5 separate regions of the Homo sapiens genome follow, and all the other regions are linked to region 3. The links are chromatin contacts, found by Hi-C or POLR2A ChIA-PET in ENCODE. All regions are on one chromosome and are shown on one strand. Each heading gives the region's core, a stretch centred on a gene start or an enhancer-like site at or near the end of the contact. The rest is flanking DNA. Distances are from core to core; before and after follow the strand shown. Region 1 holds the start of DUSP6 (dual specificity phosphatase 6). Region 2 holds the start of LTA4H (leukotriene A4 hydrolase). Region 3 holds the start of EEA1 (early endosome antigen 1). Region 4 holds the start of ATP2B1-AS1 (ATP2B1 antisense RNA 1). Region 5 holds the start of RLIG1 (RNA 5'-phosphate and 3'-OH ligase 1).

Region 1 (2,700 bases), core at 18-2,517, 3.6 Mb after region 3:
TGCGTCGCGCACAGCCCCGTGCCCAAGCGGGGAGACGGGGACGGCGGGGCGGTGGCAGGGAGCGCAGCGCGCAGGCGCGGCTGGTGCTCCCCGGAGTGCCCGGCGCTGGACAAAGGGAGGAGGCGGCGGCAGGAGAGGGCTGGGGAGGCCCCCTCTGACATGCCTCCCTGCCAACTGTAACCAATCGTCGAGCCCCCCTGCCGAGCCCCCGCAGCCTGCAGGTCTTGCGGGAGGACTTCCTCACGCCTCGCCCATGGCGGGGACTGCTGGCCCGGCCCGGCGCGTCCCAGCACACCTCGCTCAGGCAGCCCCGCCAGACCGGCTCCCCCGTCAGAAGCCGAGCTCCTTGCCCAGAAATCATTAACCAGCGCGACCTCCCAGCAGGCGATGGTGGTGGTGGGGCGGGGGGAGAGATATAGATTCCCCCGAACAATGGCTTGTAACTCCCCACGCCGCCGGAGCGGAATACAGTAAAAGCACTGGACTGACCTAAGAGTTTGTTTCTGCACTCTACATTGTTTTAATGAAAATAAAATGTTATTTTAAGAAAAAAGGTTTTCTTCTGATTTTCTGCACAACCAGACGTTTGTTTGTTTGCTTTAAAATGTTTCAACAAAATCCTGGTTTGTTTCGAAATATGTTGGATTAGCATTTAACACCTCATCGGTCACTAAAGCCCAGTCAGTTCACCAGCCCCAACACAGCCTCGGCTAAAAGAACATCAGAGCAAACAGAGCTGGGCCTTTAAAAGTGGCAAACAAATGCCACACACCGCCTAAAGAAGGGGGGTTGGGGGAGGGGAGGGTTAAGGCGAACTTGGGTCCAAATGAGTTTGAAGGGAATACAAAGAACGAAAAGTCAGCACAAGTTTTCCTAAAGCTAGCTCGCGAACGCAAGCGTCGCGAACAAGGGCTTTTGTGCATGCTAATTGCGCCATTGGTGCGCAAAAGTTCCGACGCGAAGTGTGAACTCTCAACAGAAGGAAACATGAGACAACTGAAGTGCCCTGGTTTATGTGCCCTGCTCCTCCTCCGCTGCCGCCTCCCCTTCTTTCTCCTTCCTCCCGCCGAGCCCGCTGTTGCAGCTTGTTTGCACTGGGGCTTATCCGGAGCGGAAATTCCTTTCCGTTTTTGTGAATGACAAACTCATTAACAATTCATCAACACAACCTGTTCCAGCCGGCCCGTCCCCACGGCAACAGCCCCTTCCGCAGCACGCTCATTGGCTGGCCCGGAGAATGTATCCATTGAGACGCTCGCTGTTTGTATCCATTGAGGAGCTGCCTCGCGCAGGGGGTGTGCGAGGCTGAGTCCAAGAGATAGCAAATCGAGTCTTAAATAATCCGGGGAGAAAGACGCCCGGGTAGATTTGAGGTGCAGCCTTGGAGGGAGGGATTAGAAGCCGCTAGACTTTTTTTCCTCCCCTCTCAGTAGCACGGAGTCCGAATTAATTGGATTTCATTCACTGGGGAGGAACAAAAACTATCTGGGCAGCTTCATTGAGAGAGATTCATTGACACTAAGAGCCAGCGGCTGCAGCTGGGTGCAGAGAGAACCTCCGGCTTTACTTCTGTCTCGTCTGCCCCAACCGCTAGCCTCGGCTTGGGTAAGGCGAGGCGGAATTAAACCCCGCTCCGAGAGCGGCAGCTTCGCGCGCGGTGCGCTCGGCCTATGCCTGCCCCGAGGGGCGTCTGGTAGGCACCCCGCCCTCTCCCGCAGCTCGACCCCCATGATAGATACGCTCAGACCCGTGCCCTTCGCGTCGGAAATGGCGATCAGCAAGACGGTGGCGTGGCTCAACGAGCAGCTGGAGCTGGGCAACGAGCGGCTGCTGCTGATGGACTGCCGGCCGCAGGAGCTATACGAGTCGTCGCACATCGAGTCGGCCATCAACGTGGCCATCCCGGGCATCATGCTGCGGCGCCTGCAGAAGGGTAACCTGCCGGTGCGCGCGCTCTTCACGCGCGGCGAGGACCGGGACCGCTTCACCCGGCGCTGTGGCACCGACACAGTGGTGCTCTACGACGAGAGCAGCAGCGACTGGAACGAGAATACGGGCGGCGAGTCGGTGCTCGGGCTGCTGCTCAAGAAGCTCAAGGACGAGGGCTGCCGGGCGTTCTACCTGGAAGGTACGCGCCCAGGGAACTCCGCGCGCGGGGCAGGGCTAGGGGCGCAGGGCTGCGGGCGGGGCGCGTGGATTGAAAATACCTCTGCTCCGCTCAGCTGGAGCTTCGGAGCCGCGCTGCCCGCCTAGGGACCGGCAGCCGGCGAGGTAGGGGCCGCGAACCGCGCGTTCCGCACCAGAGAACCGGGCCGGCTCAGAATCCACTCGCTTCCGGCTGCGGGTACCGGCGGTTTCTTTCTAACGGGTTCTGCGCCTTCTTAGCCAGAACATCCTCCACCATCACCCTGTTTTCTATCGTTCGATTTTGAATTAAGATTTGCAGGACGGGAGAGATTGTTGGGGATGCAAATTGGCACATCTTAGCTCTCAAAATATTCCAAAAAGTTGCCATTTTGTCTATTTCCGGATTCAAGCGAATAAGGGTTCCCTGGCGAGGCGGGCCCGTTCGTTCCATTCCCGATGGTGCACATTTAAAGTGTGTTTCTCTTATAGATGGTTCTGTATGTAGGGGGTTCGTAGGATGCTTGTGGTGTTTCTTGCGCCGGGCTGCGGTTCTTACAAGCTGTGAAAACTACT
Region 2 (2,700 bases), core at 165-2,664, 3.1 Mb before region 3:
TCCTCGCCACAGTGTCTTGTGGGATCTGATTGTTTAAGTGTGTGGCACCGGCCCCGCAATCTCTTGCTCTTGCTCGGGCCATGTAGAGGCCTGCCCCTTCTTCACCTTCTGCCATGATTGTAAGCTTCCTGAGGCCTACCTGGAAGCATACTGGAGCTATGCTTCCTGTACAGCCTGCGTAACTGTAAACCAATTAAACCCCTTTTCTTCCCAGTCTCAGGTATTTATAGCAATGCAAGTACAGCCTAACATACTGTCCTCTTCATATAGACTACTACCTCTGGTTAATGACTAGCCAGCCACTGAAGCCGAAAGCCTGGGCCACCTTCGTCTCCTCTCAATCTGTGAATCCACTTATATAAGTATTCCTTCTATTCATTCCTTCCTCTCTATCCTAACTTACTACTTACCTATGTCAGGCCCCCAGCATCTTCTGATTGAGCCATTTTAATAGTTTCCTAAATCTCCTGCTAATGGTTTTGATACCGCATTTTATAACATGAGTCTGACCATGCTTTATCAGTCGCCTGCTGAAAACTCTTCAGTGGGTCCCCCATTAATGCACCCAGGATTAAAAGGCCACCTATTTAAGGTCCTTCGAAACCTAGCCTCTTCCAATTTTTCCAGTTTTAATTTTGAGGCCCCACCCTAAAGGCAAGGCATCCTTCAATCCTCCTTCACCTGCCACAAAGGCCCCAGAGCTGAGCTAGATGTCCCAGCTCTGTACTCCCATTGCGACCAGTGCATAACTTTTATAGAAATTCATTAGTTTCTAAGATGGGAATGTTGGCTTTCTCCGTTTGAGAGATGCAGGTTCTGGGGATATACATAATAAACACTGAAACTGACAAAACAACTGTTTAAACCTTGAATTACTTACAGCTAAAAACAAAAAACAATTACTGTGCCTCCCCGTCGGGGAATCGAACCCCGGTCTCCCGCGTGACAGGCGGGGATACTCACCACTATACTAACGAGGAACCGCACGAAAGAAAGCCTTCTGATAGGCCTTTTCTACGTTTTTGCTCCGCCCCGCCCTCGCTATATGCAAACACCAATGAACCTGATTTTCTTACGTTTGCCACCACAGCTTCCACGAAAGTTGAACAGAGCCAAAATGGTAGTGTTCAGTTTTATCTCCCCCTCCATTCTCATCATTTCCCTTCGGCCACCCTTCTAACTGCCCCTACTCCCCTCCTCTTCTTCAGCTCCAGGAGCACGCTTGGTCCCCCTCAACATCCCTAACACACACGCTCCCAGGTAGCCAAGCGCCCGCTTGCCGCGCGGCACCATGGAACTTGTAGTTCCTTCACCCATCCCCCAACGCTCGTCTGACTTTAAGAAACTTCCTTTCCCGGCGTGCACCGCGAATCCCTCCTCCTCTTCTTTACCTCTCTCCCTCCTCCTCAGGTTCTCTATCGACGAGTCTGGTAGCTGAGCGTTGGGCTGTAGGTCGCTGTGCTGTGTGATCCCCCAGAGCCATGCCCGAGATAGTGGATACCTGTTCGTTGGCCTCTCCGGCTTCCGTCTGCCGGACCAAGCACCTGCACCTGCGCTGCAGCGTCGACTTTACTCGCCGGACGCTGACCGGGACTGCTGCTCTCACGGTCCAGTCTCAGGAGGACAATCTGCGCAGCCTGGTACAGTGGGGCGCCTGCCCAGTGCCCGCCTCTCCCGGGCTCCCTGCCCCTCGACCCTAGTCCTTGCGGGCTCCCGGATCTCCGGCTCACCCCGCCGCGGCCCCTGCCTAGCCCCACGTCCCCGTCTGCTCTTCTGTAGCCTCCATCCAACTCATGTTGTGCACTTCAGCCCCCAGATCTCTCACAGCACCCCTTCTCAACCCCGCTTACGCCTCTGCATCCCTTCCCTCAGCCCCCACTTATACGTATGTCTCCTCCGCCCCTCGCCTGGATCCTCTCTCCGAGGTCCCTGGGCACATCCAGCGCCTCGTCCACTCCTCTCAACTCACCCAGCCCTTAGGTGTCATCTTTGCAGTAGCCCCCATAATTTTAGTTCCTGGCTCTAATTACTCCATGGCCTCCCCATTGCTTCGGCCTGCGGCCCAGAACCCCCTTCTTCAGGCCCCAGACTTTTCCCAGCCCCCTGGGCACCTTCCTCAGTCAACAATCTCACCCAAGTCTCAGATCCCATGTCCTGTCGATCCCTGATCCCACGGTTGCCTCCCGGGAACACTTATTTCAATCCACAGGTCTGCAGGGCACCACCCATCCGTCTCCCTCCTAGTTCCCTGGATCTCCCTGCTAGTCGTTCTCAAGCCTCTTAGGATTTCCAGCCCCGGCCGGGCAGGCCTCTTCTTTCCGCCCTACTTTGAAACTAACAGTCCCTGCTTGCTAACTCTAGGCGCAGCTCTCTCTCTTCAGGGTCCTTTCTACTTTTTAATCTTATCAACTTTCTTCTAATAATTTAAGAACGGATGGGACGTTCAAATTTTCTAAGGATGATTCAATACGCTTTTTTAATAGTTGGTTCCAAGGAGCCAAGTAGTTATTTCACTTAGAAAACACATACTTCTACAAACTCTATAACCATTGGAATGAAGAAAGGTTGTAGATTCATGGAATATTATTCAATGATTTTATCTGTATCATAACCTATATTTAATGTTCTTGCTCAAATTGCCCAATAGTATTTGGTTTATACCTTTCATCTGAAGGTACCTTTCACCTGAAGAATTTCATA
Region 3 (2,700 bases), core at 186-2,685:
TTCCCATATTGTCTGAAAATAAAGCACCTCATGTTTAGAAAGATGGAAAAGTATGTTCTTTGTAAGTGCATTATCACTAGTGATTACTCATATATTAGCTGTAGGCATGACCGTGCTGCTGCACCATCGAGAGACACACACACACATAATAAAAAACCAAATATATTTGGGATAGAAATATCATATTACATTATATAATGCATTATACTTTACAAAACATTTTCCTATTCATTAACTGATTTGCAAATAATATTTAATTTTGTGCTGCTTTTCAAAAGATCTGGAAGTGCTTTCCAAAAAGCACTCCATTCATTGCTTCATAGGCTTCATTCAGTGGTCTGTTGGTTTTTTCTTTTTTTTTTTTTTTCCCTCCCAGCAAGGTTAGTTCCATTATTCCCTCTCCTTCCCTATTCAAGCAATATTAAAGGCTTCTCTTTTTCTACCAGGGTGTTAAGTTGAGCCTCTTGGCTGTGAATATTGGCAGAATGGTAGGACGCAGAAGCTGTGATTTCTCGAGTTAAATAATGACATCGTGCCTGGAGGTCAGTTCAAAGACCACGTCGTTTTGGCACGATATTTATCTGTGACCTCATTTTCTTCTTAATCTATAAAACAGAGGCGTTAATGACAATTTACTTCATAAATCGATTATCAGAATAGGACTTAAAATTCCTTAGGAGGTCAAGCACGGGCTTTAGAAAGTGCAACATGTGAACATCAGCCTATTAAAAATTGTTTTGATCTAGAAAAGACAACCTCAAACTTCTCTTGCCAATTCAAATTCCAGCTTCTTCCTACCCTTCTTTTCTAAATCTTTGCTTTCTCTTTGGCTGAAATTAGAAGCAGGAAGGGAGCAGGGAAAGGAAACCTGGGACTGGAAAAGGGCAGGGAAGCCCAACAGACCGGTTAAGCACGTCTGAGATTCTCTAGTCGGCTTCAACCCAGGGGCTAAGAGGCAGAGTCAGCGTTTCCAGCAGAAACTAGCATATAGCTCAGGCTCAATACCACGTCGAGTCAGGAGCCATCGCCGGAAGGGTCACACCGACACATTTTACAAAACAGCCTAAGGCGTCCCCTCCTCCCGCCTGGGTCAGGGAGGGACACCCCCAGGGGTCCTCGCCCGCCTCCCACTAGCGGGCACGCGGTCGTCGCGCGGGCGCGGCCCTCTGACGGAGCCCAGGCGTGCACTCCGCAGCCTCGGCGTCCCCCAGCTAGCCGGAAGAAGCTGCGGCGACAGCGTCCTGCCGCCTGTCTGTCACGCAGCCGCCCACGTTGCCACCGCTTCCGATTGGTCGCTGGCCTGGACCGGCCCCCTTCAGCCCCGCCTCCCGCGAATGGACAGGCGAGGGGCGGGCCCGCCACCGCCCCGCCCCCCGGCGGCCGCGGGCGGGCCCGCCCATCTGTCAGTTACGGGGGCTGCCCGGCGGGCGGGCTGGAGGCGCTCGCAGGCTGCCTAGTCGTTCGCTCGCTCTCTCTCGCGTGCTCCCTCTCGCCGCCTGTGGGGAAGTCGGGGCCGCCCGAGCGGCCGTCGCCACCGCCTCGCCCCGACCTCCTTCCCGGTCCCCTCCCGGCCCAGTCCCTCCCGCCCGCGCACCCCGAGTAGTGAGTGGCCCCGCGCAGGGTCTGGAGAGTCACCGCGGCGGCGCCGGGTGGTGGTTAAACCATGTTAAGGAGGATTTTACAGAGGGTAAGAGAGTGAAACCGTCTTTCTGGCAGCACGTGAGCGGGACAGCCGGAGCTCGGGGCCGCGGCGCGGGCGCCCCTCCTCAGCGCGGGCTCCTTCCTTCCCTAGGCCCCACAGCCCGGCAGGCGCTTAGGCCTCGGTCGCCCGGCCCGGGGGCGGGGAGGGCGGGTGGGGCCGGCGCGGCGGGGCGGCAGGCAGAGCCCTGGTGGCCCCGCGCGTCCAGGCCTGGCGCCCGCTCCGGCGCGGGGCTCCGTGTGTGCGAGCGGGCTGCGAGCTGGAGGGTGTGGTGCCGGCGCGTTCCTCCCGGGAACCCTGAGTGGGAGTGAAAATGGAGAGTTGGTGCCCGTGGGACGGGCCAGCCGCCGCCTGCCGGGCTGGAGAACGCCCCATGGGAGATTCGGGCGGCTTGCTTCGCCTTTCCCCACCCGCCGCACTCCCCGTGCCCCCCAATTTGACACGATGCGCACCTGCCACACACGGCCCTGCTTTCTCCTTTGGACCACAGTGGAGGGTGGTGTGGTGAGCCCCGGCCTAGCCTGGGCCCAGGCGTGGGACTGACACTGGCACAGTCAGCCGAGAAGGAAGATGTTACTCACTGTTGGAAACTTTTTTTTTAATTAAAAATATGTTTTCTGTGCAAGCCCCACTACCTTATTTTAGCTATCCAAGAATAAATCCGCAGTAAGCTTGATCAAGTGGTATATACACTTAGTTTCTGCCTGTGCTGTCTCTGAAATCTGGAAAACCTTGAGGATAGAAAGATTAGAGCATTAGAAAACTGTAGGTGTATCATTTAAGAATCAGTTACTAGAATAACATAATTCACATCTCTTTTCCTGTAAGAGTTATTGTACCTGTCAACTTAAATTTGTTTTTTTTTTTTGGTATAGCTTTTTTCTTTTCTTTTTGAGGCTGATAGGGTGTAACAAAATGTAAATGATTGAAAAGTAGGTGCCGAGCCTATTAGTTCTTTACCGAGGGAGTAGGATAACTAGTTCAAAGGACAAAAGAAATTA
Region 4 (2,700 bases), core at 100-2,599, 3.2 Mb after region 3:
CAAAATGAAAACACCCGGATTTTAAGCGCGGATCCTGCGAGGCCGGTTTGCACTGGCCGAACGCCTGCGTTAACCCTTTGGGCGCCGCAGCTGGGATCCCCGGTGTTTGCGGACCCGACCGGCAGGAACAGAGATGGAGTGTCCCGCGCCCGCATGGGGAGTGAGCTCTCTTCCCCAAAGAGGGAGCGAGCCGAGAAGCACTTTTTCCTCCGGTGCGTGCGTCACGGCCCGGGACAGGCGTCGAGTCCGGTTTGGAGTGGGGGCAGAGACGCGGCGAGGAGCCGCTCAAATGTCCGCTGACTGGGGGTTCGCCTTAATCTGTCCTCGCCAGGAGCGCTCGCCCTCGCCCTCCCGCTGGCTCGCTCCTGGGCCCTGGAGGGGCATGGGCCCGGGGGCGGTTCGGGAGGGGCCCCAGGTGAAGGGCGCCCGCACTTCTCCTGCGGCAATCATCGCTCTCCTGCCTCCACACGTCGCGGCAGCGGCCCGGCCCCGCGCCGAAACAGCAGCTGTGACTGACGGAGTCACCTCCCCGCGCGCCTGGCCACCCCCTCCTCCCCCGCCGCTCCCTCCTGCACCAACACGTCATGGAAACACGGACGTCAGAGCCTCTCAGCCAATCGCAGGCTGCGGCAGGAGGGAAGGGGCGCGCTGGAGGGGGCGGGGGCAGCGGCAAGCCAAGGCGCTCAGGGGAAGGAAGAAAGGGAGGGGCGTGCGGAGGCGCAAGTCCCCACCTCCGCCCCTCACTCCGGCCACCCTTTCCCGACCGCGCGGCAAGTTCTAATCGCCAGGCGCGCGCTCGCCAGCCGAGGGCGCGCTCGCCGGGTCCTCCCCTTAAACGCCCTCCCAGTGCCGCTCAGCTCCCAGTCCCGGTCCGAGCCGCGGTTCCTCCGCGCGCGCGCGCGCGCACTCGCCCGCCCCCAGGCTCCCCGCGGATCGCGTCACGTGACCGCGCTCAGCCAAGGCGGCAGCGGCGGCGGCGCGAGCTTCGGCGGCGGTGGCGGCTGTGGCAGCGGGAGCAGCTGCGCCGCCAGCGTGGAGCGGGAGGCGTGTGGGTGTGGAGAAAAGGGAGCGCCAGACCGGAACGGGTGAGCGTTCTCCTCCCCCTGCCTACCCCGGCAATCTTGCAGGCCACCCGGTGCAGACGGGGTCCCTGCCCGGAGCTGCGCGCAGCCCCCTCGTGCTCGGCCGTCCGCTCTCCGGTGCCCGCGGGCCCCGCCCCGAGTGGGGCGGGCTGCGGCGCTCACGGAGGTGGCTGCACCCCGCCCGCGGCTGCTGTTGCGGACGGCGGCGTGAGGCCGGCTGAGCTGCCCGTGCCGAGCGAGCGCGGCGCGCCCTGTGTGCCGCTCTGCGGAGCCGAGGAGGCGGGTCCTGCGGGGACGCGGGCGGCCACTCGGTGGCTGCCGGGCTCTGGGCGGGGACGGCCGGGCGCCGCCTCCTCCTCCTTCGCTGCCGCCGCCGCCTCCTCGCAGTGCAGCGTGAGTAGGGAGCCCCGGCTGGTGGACGCCGAGCCTCTCGGCTCCTTGGCCGCCCCATCCCCGAGGTGCAGCTGCACCTCCGCGTGGCGCCCCGAGCCCTGCGAGCCGGCTGCGGACGCGCTGAGGACGGAGCCCCCATCCTCTGCGTTTCCCGCTGCCCCTTAACGCCCCGCGACCCTCCCGCAGCCTGCCTTTCCTTCCCCCTCGGAAAATGGTTCCCACTGCCGGGCGAGGTGAGTGGCGGCCGCCGCCCGCCCGCGGCCGGGGGCGGCGGGGCAGGTCACCTGCGGGGGAGGCCAGGCGGAGCACGGAGGTCGGGCGTCGCGGCGGGGATCCTGATAGCTGGGTGCGCAGCGGGTTGCGCCGGATTCGGGAGAAGCTGACGGGGGCGGTCGGGGCCCCTCGCAGGTTGCCTCTTGCCGGGAGATTGTGAAGGTGAGCGGGCTTCTCGCCGTGCACCTCAGCGCCGGGTCAGTCTGGGAGTCGCTGCTCCGGGCCCGAGGGATGGGGCTTGTTGGGGCTTCTGGTCTACACCCGCAGGTCTTCGGCTTCACGAAGCCGCCTCGGCCGCGCCACAGCCCATCCCGCCACCGGTCGCCCCCGCCACGGCGCGTGGTGACCTTGAGGGCACCGTGCCCGGCACTCCCTCTCCCCGCGCCCCGGGAGGGTCACCCCTCTAATCCTTGGCCTCGGCCCCCCAGACGCACTGCGGGAGGGGAGCGGGGGCCCCTGGTCGGCCCCTGGCCCTGGTGGTTGATTGTTGGCGTGTCAGGACGGTGATTCCTCGGGAGTTGGAGAGCCGCCTGGTCTTTCTCCTCACGCCTTCCGTCTGGCCCCCCAGGATGTTCACAGTTGTTTCCGATTCGTGTTTATTCACTTAGTTTAAGAGAAAAAAGCCTGCGCCCCCACCTCCCTTTTTGAGGAAGGAGTCTGTAGGAGGACCGCGTTCCAGTGGCAGGGGTGTGGGGTGGGGGCTGTGCTCTCTTTATCCCATCCTGCGGGAGAATCCTGTGGCTAAGCTGGTTAGCGACCCCTGGTTCTGCGCCGCGGTCACCAGCCAGGTTGGTCTCTGTGCGCATTTCATTCACCAGTTTTCTGCGGGACTCGCAGCGCTGGGAGTGCTCGCACCCTGTGCGCTGCTTGGCTCGGAGGGGAGGGCAGGGCGTCCGGGTGGGTTAAAGGGGTCTGCAGGTACTTGGAGGGCTCGACCCTCCTCGACAGGCTG
Region 5 (2,700 bases), core at 103-2,602, 4.9 Mb after region 3:
CAGATGATAATGTTTCATATGGATTACATTTGTTACAGCTAAAAAAAAAAGCCAATTACTGCTACAAACATTGAGTAATAACTGTGGTATTCTGACGAGGAAAGAACATGGTGATGATCAGTCTGAGTGGCAAGTAAGACCAGTTAGGTGGTGCAATGAGCAGGACATGAAATATTAACTGTAACAGCTGTGACAGCACTAGAAAGCAGGAAAAGATCAGATGCTATAAGGTAAAAAGCATCAAGGTGAATGGAAAACTGGCATGAAATGATTCCAGGGTTCATTCTTTAATTCAACAAATATTTATCCAGTGCCTACCACGTGCCAGGTCCTAGAAGCTGGGACTAAAGATAACAGGGCAATCTTTGCCTTAAACAAGTTTTAGTCCAGAAGACGAGAAAGCCAGTGCCAATGATGAAACTCAAGTGAGGTGGATTTCCAATGGACATGTTGGTTTTGTTTGAAATCAGCAAAGTTGGGAAGCACCCAACTAATCACTGGGGATTCTACTGATCAAAGACTACAACGTTTTATAGTACAATATGAAAAAATTACCCAAATATAGGTTACTCACTAGCATTTACCGAGGGCACACTATGGAAAACACGTTGCTGCAACAGAAAACCTTGAGAACACCAAAGTTAGAATAAATTAAGTAATTACTGGTAATATGAGGTGTGAACTTCAGTGACCTAATTAGGCTACTGTCAACACCGCCACTGGTTCGGACAGAACAGGTAAAGCAAGTCTTCTAATATCCACCCTTTCTTACTGCACTCTTGAAAAGTAGTAAAGCTTGGACTGTGGCAATTACCTGATTAGGGGGTTTCCCCAAAAGGTGCTGACCTGAAAAGGAAGGGACATGCTGTGGATGTGAGTTATCCATTTCCTTGCGAGGACAAGTTTGAATCTCCTGATAAGGAAAATTCTTTCGCAAATTCCCTCCCTCACAACTAAGAAAAGTACAAGAACCTGGAGCTCAGGGCGTACGGAACTCCCACCCCAGACCTCCCCAGGGAAACCTACAGAGGTTCCTGGCCTGCAGGGCAGTTCTAAAGCGCCCAGCCGCCCTCGCCGGGTTCGCACTGAGCCAGCGCCGCGGGGAGGAGCCCACGCGGGCCGCCAAGCCTGCCCGGCGCTCCTCCGTACCTGATGCTCCCTTTTGGAGGAAGGCTCCTCTTTCACCTCCGTCACAAACACACACGGCATTTTCCGCTGCACGGAGCCCAAGCGCTTCATGATGAGCCCAACAAGCAGTGCGAATGGAGGGCGTGCTTTCGAGCGGCGCCCGGTCCAGTCGCGGAGAAGCCCTGAAGCAGTCACCCGCACGGCTCAGGCCACGCACACTCCGCGCCCAGCCACCGCGGCTGCGCCCCAACTACCAAGCCCAGCGAGGGGCGGGAACGCCCGTCCAGAAGCGGCTTCCTGGCCGCGGCGCCTTCTGGGAGTTGTAGTGCAGAAGCTGAGGCGCCTGGTGGGTTCCCACGTGCGTCCTCCGCCCCCCACCCTCGGTTTTAATAACCGTGAAAAAAAAAAAAAAAAGATGCGTTTCCCGAACGTGGGTACTTAGCAATACCTAGTAACTAATGATTTTTTGGGAAATTAAATAAGATCAAATTATAAGCAATGAACATTTCAGATGTCGATTTAACACAGTTCCAATGGAAACTGCTTGCCTGTTATCTTTAGTTCGTGGGGGAAGCACTGTAGAAGTTTAGAAATGGCTAGAGACATCCCCAGATTCCCAAGCAGAATGAAAACTTCCTTTCCGGTAAGACTATCAGAAAACCCTATAATAAAACACCTGGGATCAAAAAAAGTTGTCGTTTGAACTACTCCTTATTGTGCAGCATAGCATGGTCGAAATGATTCTGATGTTCTTTTCGGAGTGAGTGCGAAATTTCAGCCTTAGACTAATCCAAAAGTACAGGAATACCTACAACCAGATTTCATTCTCAAGTTTTTCATAAGAATCTTGTTTAATTAAAGGTGAGCTCCAACAGCCCAAATGGCTTGAGTAATGGTAGTCAATCAACTGCGAGCTAAAAACAGCCTTAACTTACTGCTCAAAAGAATATTTTGAGGGTAAGTGATAAGATGGACAATGACTAAATAAAATAAATACTAAATATTTAGGAATAGTAGCCTTTCCATCTCATTGAATGTAGTAGTTCCTAGCCTGAAGTTGTAGGGGAATTTTGACTTTACTGCCATCCTTTATGGGCTTGGACTAGGCCCAGGTCTCATTTCTTTGTCTTATCTGCATGTACTCAACTGTCCAGCATGTTACTGACTTAGCCCTTGGAAAAATTAAACAACTATATCTCACTTAGAGGTATCTAACTAGTAAGGGGGTTCTCAAAGAATAAAACATCTTCCTTTAAAAAGTTCACAGTTATATTGAATACTGACAGTGAAAAAAAATAAAATTTAAAAAAAGTTCACAGTTTTTTGATTACTGGATTCAGAGGGGAGGGAGGAAGAAAGAGATTTGCCATTTCAAAGTGTTTACTTTCTTTTCTACTATCTTTTTCTCACAGGAAAACACAAAATGTTCTCCCACATCACACCCCGCCTGCATTTATCAAAAAAGAAAACACCTGATGCTGGCTGTGTGCTGTTGGAACCAGAAACTTTTTAGCATATTATAGTCGAGTGCCAGTGACTTCTTTGTTCTTTCAGAGGCATTCTAAAAAGCGG

What was found. Hi-C counts contacts between places; a loop is a spot of excess contacts on that map. ChIA-PET counts read pairs that join two places held with the same protein, here RNA polymerase II (POLR2A). Pooled maps may share reads with other maps.
Region 1: a loop to region 3 is called in a map of CD8-positive, alpha-beta T cell, with 11 times the contacts of the local background. The contact joins the promoter of DUSP6 here to the promoter of EEA1 in region 3. A Hi-C loop is called at or near these places in 2 of 168 maps with a recorded cell type or tissue (CD4-positive, alpha-beta T cell and CD8-positive, alpha-beta T cell) and 8 of 50 pooled maps. POLR2A ChIA-PET finds 5 or more read pairs at or near these places in 1 of 52 experiments (A549).
Region 2: a loop to region 3 is called in a map of CD8-positive, alpha-beta T cell, with 14 times the contacts of the local background. The contact joins the promoter of LTA4H here to the promoter of EEA1 in region 3. A Hi-C loop is called at or near these places in 2 of 168 maps with a recorded cell type or tissue (CD8-positive, alpha-beta T cell and ascending aorta) and 11 of 50 pooled maps.
Region 4: a loop to region 3 is called in a map of CD8-positive, alpha-beta T cell, with 6 times the contacts of the local background. The contact joins the promoter of ATP2B1-AS1 here to the promoter of EEA1 in region 3. A Hi-C loop is called at or near these places in 2 of 168 maps with a recorded cell type or tissue (CD8-positive, alpha-beta T cell and naive thymus-derived CD4-positive, alpha-beta T cell), 3 of 37 single-sample maps with no recorded cell type and 9 of 50 pooled maps.
Region 5: a pooled map shows a loop between it and region 3 (10-fold over the local background). The contact joins the promoter of RLIG1 here to the promoter of EEA1 in region 3. A Hi-C loop is called at or near these places in 5 of 50 pooled maps.

What each region holds. Positions count from the first base shown.
Region 1 is chr12:89,351,068-89,353,767 of GRCh38, reverse strand. DUSP6 (dual specificity phosphatase 6) reads left to right here and starts at 1,267. Exons shown (of 3, transcript NM_001946.4): 1 at 1,267-2,128. The coding sequence starts at 1,729. All of the region lies in intron 9 of POC1B-DUSP6 (POC1B-DUSP6 readthrough), which reads left to right. RefSeq lists a silencer at 12-321 and an enhancer at 2,141-2,700.
Region 2 is chr12:96,034,301-96,037,000 of GRCh38, reverse strand. It overlaps LTA4H (leukotriene A4 hydrolase), which reads left to right and starts at 1,414. Exons shown (of 19, transcript NM_000895.3): 1 at 1,414-1,640. The coding sequence starts at 1,482. It overlaps TRD-GTC2-8 (tRNA-Asp (anticodon GTC) 2-8), which reads right to left and starts at 980; the gene lies at 909-980. RefSeq lists enhancers at 656-705, 726-775, 1,216-1,635, 2,226-2,315 and a silencer at 1,686-1,785.
Region 3 is chr12:92,928,030-92,930,729 of GRCh38, reverse strand. It overlaps EEA1 (early endosome antigen 1), which reads left to right and starts at 1,435. Exons shown (of 29, transcript NM_003566.4): 1 at 1,435-1,687. The coding sequence starts at 1,664. RefSeq lists a silencer at 966-2,045.
Region 4 is chr12:89,707,604-89,710,303 of GRCh38, reverse strand. ATP2B1-AS1 (ATP2B1 antisense RNA 1) reads right to left here and starts at 1,349. Exons shown (of 1, transcript NR_028138.1): 1 at 1-1,349. ATP2B1 (ATPase plasma membrane Ca2+ transporting 1) reads left to right here and starts at 1,466. Exons shown (of 21, transcript NM_001366521.1): 1 at 1,466-1,708. RefSeq lists silencers at 228-777, 798-1,817, 1,968-2,197 and enhancers at 2,388-2,487, 2,498-2,587.
Region 5 is chr12:88,034,188-88,036,887 of GRCh38, reverse strand. RLIG1 (RNA 5'-phosphate and 3'-OH ligase 1) reads right to left here and starts at 1,352. Exons shown (of 7, transcript NM_001009894.3): 1 at 1,150-1,352. The coding sequence starts at 1,239. It overlaps LOC107984542 (a long non-coding RNA gene), which reads left to right and starts at 1,392. Exons shown (of 3, transcript XR_007063395.1): 1 at 1,392-1,474; 2 at 2,541-2,700.